Linked DNA regions of Homo sapiens: region 2 is linked to region 1. A link is an interaction called in ENCODE POLR2A ChIA-PET data of the cell type or tissue named here. Cell type or tissue: PC-9. All regions are shown on one strand. Region 1 has its middle 8.3 kb from the start of CRKL. Region 2 overlaps PI4KA (phosphatidylinositol 4-kinase alpha).

Region 1 (2,500 bases):
TGCCCAGGCTGGAGTGCAATGGCACGATCTTGGCTCACCGCAACCTCTGCCTCCCGGGTTCAAGCAATTTTCCTGCCTCAGCCTCCCAAGTAGCTGGGATTACAGGCATGTGCCACCACGCCTGGCTACTTTTGTATTTTTAGTAGAGACAGGGTTTCTCCATGTTGATCAAGCTGGTCTCACCTCAGGTGATCCACCCACCTCAGCCTCCCAAAGTGTTGGGCGTGAGCCACCGCACCCAGTCAAGAGTGGTTTTTACATCTTTAAACGGTTGGGGGGAAAATCAAAAGAATATCTCATGATACATGAAGATTATGTGAAATTCAAATTTCAGGGCCCATAAATAAAGTTTTCCTGGAATATAGCTGTACCTAAACCTATTGGGACAAAGTCACATACAGTGTGGCTGCTTTCCCACTACAATGGCAGAGTTGAGTAGTTGTGGCAGACACGTACCTGGCACTCTCATCCCTTTGTGCTGCTGCTCAGTGCACTACAAGTTGGAGTGCTGCAATTATAATTCAGCAGTATTTTGGCCAGGCGTGGTGGCACACGCCTGTAATCCCAGCACTTTGGGAGGCTGAGGTGGGCAGATCACAAGGTCAGGAGTTCGAGACCAGCCTGATCAACATGGTGAAACCCCATCTCTACTAAAAATACAAAAATTAGCCAGGTGTGGTGGTGGGTGCCTGTAGTCCCAGCTACTCAGGAGGCCGAGGTAGAGGAATCACTTGAACCTGGGAGGCGGAGGTTGCCGTGAGCCGAGATCATGCCACTGCACTCCAGCCTGGCGACAGAGCAAGACTCCTTCTCAAAAAAAAAAAAAAAAAAAATTGCCAATGCACGTTCTTGTATCAAAAGAAGAAAAGTATAATTTTCTTTTTTTGAGACAGGGTCTCGCTGTCTCAATGCCCAAGCTGGAGTGCCGTGGTGTTTAATCACAGCTAACTGCAGCCTTGACCTCCTGGGCTCAAGCAATTCTCCTACCTCAGCCTCCTGAGTAGCTGGGGCCACTATGCACAGCTAATTTTTAAAAATTTTTTGTGGAAATGGGGTCTTGCTATGTTGCCCAGGCTGGTCTCAAACTCCTGACCTCAAGTGATCCTCCTGCCCCAGCCTCCCAAAGTGCTGCGATTACAGGCATGAGCCACCACACCAGGCCAGAAAAGTAGACTTTGGATGTCACACTTTCAAGGCAAAGTGTAGATTATTTTGTTACTGTATACAATTGCAAGGTCGGGGGCGCAGTGGCTCACACCTGTAATCCCAGCTACTTGGGAGGCTGAGGCAGAAGAATCACTTGAACCCGGGAGACGGAGGTTGCAGTAAGCCGAGATTGCACCACTGCACTCCAGCCTGGGTGACAAGAGTAAAACTGTCTCAAAAAAAAAAAAAGCATACAATTGCGAAGTATTGTGTTTATTATGCAGTGACACCGTATCTGTGCTAAAAGAATAAAATGTATGTTAACTTAGACTAAGCAGTCATCACAGTATTACCAATTTATAGGAAAGCAACAGTCAGAAAAATTGGAAAATTTTGGCTAGGTGCTGTGGCTCATGCCTGTAATCCCAACACTTTGGGAGGCTGAGGCAGGAGAACTGCTTGAGCCCAGGAATTTGAGACCATCCTGGGTAACACAGCAAGACCTCATCACTACCAAAAAAAAAAAAAAATTGGCCAGGAGTGGTGGCATGTGCCTGTGCTCCCAGCTGCTTGGGAAGCTGAGGTGGGAAGACTGCCTCAGCCCAGGAAGTCGTGGCTGCAGTGAGCTGTGATCATGCCACCGCACTCCAGCCTGGGTGACAAAGCAAAACCCGTCTCAGAAAAAGGAAAAAAAAAAAAAAAGAAAGAAATAAAGAAAAAAAATAGGAAAATTTCAAATGGAACATCTTATCAGAATTTCTGCACAAAAATGAAAAATGAGGCTGGGTGTGGTAGCTCATGCTTATAATCCCAACACTTTGGGAGGCCAAGGTGGGAGGATCACTTGAGCCCAGGAGTTTGAGACCAGACTGGGCAACATAGCAAGACCCTGCCTGTACAAAAAAAAATTTTTTAATTAGGCAGGTGTGGTGGCACATGCCTATAGTACCAGCTACTTGGGAGGCTGAGGTGGGAGAATCACTTGAGCCCTGGAGGTAGAGGCTGCAGTGAGCTGTGATCATGCCACTGCACTCCAACTTGGGTGCCAGAGTGAAACCCTGTTTCAAAAAAAAAAAAGAAAAGAAAAAATGAAAATGAAACTGCAAAAGTAAGTTTCCAAGGGGCTTATGTGTTAGCCAAAGAAAGCTGCTTACTGGCGGTGAGTTCATTAAATTGTGTTTGTCGTAGCAGAAGAAAAGTGTCCAAAGAAAAATGATTTTGAATGATTTTCCTTGATTATCAACGACTTGATAGATGTTACCATTAGTGCTCAATTGTTGTTTATTTGAGGTGCCAATGCTGAATATAAAATCACTGACAAATACATTTCTCTTGAATAGTGTGCATGGAATAA
Region 2 (2,500 bases), 65 kb before region 1:
AGGCAATAGGCCGGGCACCGTGGCTCACACCTGTAATCCCAGCACTTTGGGAGGTTGAGGTGGGCGGATCACATGAGGCCAGGAGTTCGAGACTATCCTGGCCAACATGGCAAAACTCCATCTCTACTAAAAATACAAAAATCAGCCAGGTGTGGTGGCCTGGGCCTATAATCCCAGCTACTCGGGAGGCTGAGGCACAAGAATTGCTTGAACCCAGGAGCCGGAGATAGCAGTGAGCCGAGATTGTGCCACTGCACTCTCCAGCCTGGGCCACAGAGCAAGACTCTGTCTCAAAAAAAAAAAAAAGGCCGGGCGCAGTGGCTCACGCCTGTAATCCCAGCACTTTGGGAGGCCGAGGTGGGCGGATCACGAGATCAGGAGATCGAGACCACAGTGAAACCCCGTCTCTACTAAAAATACAAAAAATTAGCCAGGCGTGGCGGCATGCGTCTATAGTCCCAGCTACTTGGGAGGCTGAGGCAGGAGAATGGCGTGAACCCGGGAGGCAGAGCTTGTAGTGAGCCGAGACTGCGCCACTGCACTCCAGCCTGGGCGACAGAGCGAGACTCCGTCTCAAAAAAAAAAAAAAAAAATTACAGACAATATTTAGTTCCTTCTTTATTATTTTCTGTATTTCCCATATTTTCTATAAAAAATATTGATAACTTTAGAATCAGAAAAAAATACGGCCAGGCATGGGCTTACGCTTGTAATCCCAGCAATTTGGAAGGCTGAGGCAGGAGGGCTGCTTGAGCCCAGGAGTTCAAGACCAGGCTGGGCAACATGGCAAGACCCTGTCTCTACAAAAAATTTAATAATTAGCCAGGCACGGTGGCATGCCCCTGTAGTCCTAGATGCTCGGGGATCCGAGGAGGGAAGATTGCTAGAGGATCGCTTGAGCCTAGCAGGTTAAGGCTGCAGTGAGCTGTGATCACACTACTACACTCCAGCTTGGGTGGCAAAGCAAGACCCTATCTCCAAACAAAAAAAGAAAAAGAAAAGAAATACAGAATATACCGAAGTTCATGTGCTGCACTGATATGCTTACCTGAACTGCAGGCCTAAGGATCACTGACAACTCCCAAACATATGAAGAAGTGTAGGTCTAAGGTCAGGAGAGGTTGCACAGATGCAACCAGCAAACGTTCACTTTCAGGCAGGCCATGTGTTATCCTATTCCTGTTTTACAGGTTAGGCAACTAGGTCCAGATAAGTTAAGTGCACCTGAGGCAACAGGTTCCTAACTACATCTTCCTTCTCATTTTGTCTCTTCCTACTCCAATATTTCCACTTCTGGTTCATATACCTTCAATGGTTCCCCATTGCCCAATGAACACTCAGTGCACACTCCCAGCCCCAAAACTTCTCTCATAAACCCAGGCCGCTATGTATCAATTCTCATTTCTCCCTGCCTGGCCTCTTCCATGGTTTTGACCCATCTGAAACATTTTGTCCAACCTGCCCTATCTCCCCTATAAAAATTCAACCCATCCTTCCAAGATCCATCTCAACTGTCTCAAAACTCTCAAACATTTTCCAGACCCCAGCAACTTGATGTAATATCTCCCATCATATCTCTCAATAGCTCACATAGAACTCTGTATTTCTCAAGATAATTACCTTCCTGATGTCTTACAGTTACTTGTATACTTATCCTCTCACTGCAGAGAGGCCTGTGACCTCCTCATCACTCCACTGCACCCTACACATTTCAGAACTTTAACAACTACTTAATGGGACTAAAGCGGCCAAGGTCACAGACATTTGATAAGGTGAGGAGGAAAGAAAAGAGGTACAGGGCTACTAGAAAGCAGGGTTTAACTACACTGTGATAATTGTCATATAGTCAGTACCAGGCACAGTGCTGGCATGCAGTTGACACTGAACAAGTATCTGCTGCCTTACTGAATGAATGGAGGGACGGATGGAAGAACTCTCAAATGAAGTAATATATAATGTACAGTCACTCCCTCATGAGCGTTACAATCCAGCAGGAGTTACAAAACTAATAAAAATAATACAACTAGCAAATAACACAAGTCAGAAACTAAACGACAGAGGGCCCTGAAAGCCTGGAGCAAAATGCTCTTGGAAACTGGGACTCTTATTAGAAAGACATCTGAAAACTTGAACCTGGGTCCTACAGAAACCATCACACCCAGTTCTGGTGGGTGCCATTCTCCAAATAATGACAGCTAACACATATTGAACATTTATCATGTGTTCATCTATATTATCTTATTTAATCCTCACAACAGCTCATTAGGTAGCTATTATTAATCATCCCCCTTTTACATATGATGAAACAGACACAGAGAGGTCAAAGTCCTAATGCAGGATAAAGCATTAACCCTCTAGTCTTTGAAAAAATGAAAAGAAAAATAACATCAAATGGCTTTTCAGAATCAGAATTTTACAATAAACTAGCAAGTTGTTTGTTTTTAGGGGTCTTAGGGGGAGTGGGTCATTATAAAAAGTCATTAAGCCCAAAATCTGACCA

What was found. ChIA-PET counts read pairs that join two places held together with the same protein. Peaks named below come from ENCODE experiments on the same cell type or tissue, not always from the same donor. Only the 100,000 strongest peaks of a DNase experiment are listed, where the experiment ranks them.
Region 2: POLR2A ChIA-PET joins it to region 1 with 8 read pairs; 6 of 35 experiments call an interaction of 5 or more read pairs at or near these places.

What each region holds. Positions count from the first base shown.
Region 1 is chr22:20,907,827-20,910,326 of GRCh38, forward strand. No RefSeq gene overlaps it. Among named protein-coding and RNA genes, the nearest start is that of CRKL, 8.3 kb to the right of the region's middle. RefSeq lists an enhancer at 2,149-2,328. In PC-9, no CTCF peak of the experiment used is centred here; no DNase peak of the experiment used is centred here.
Region 2 is chr22:20,842,523-20,845,022 of GRCh38, forward strand. The region is part of intron 1 of PI4KA (phosphatidylinositol 4-kinase alpha); the gene reads right to left. Among named protein-coding and RNA genes, the nearest start is that of PI4KA, 15 kb to the right of the region's middle. In PC-9, no CTCF peak of the experiment used is centred here; a DNase peak (open chromatin) is centred at 1,189.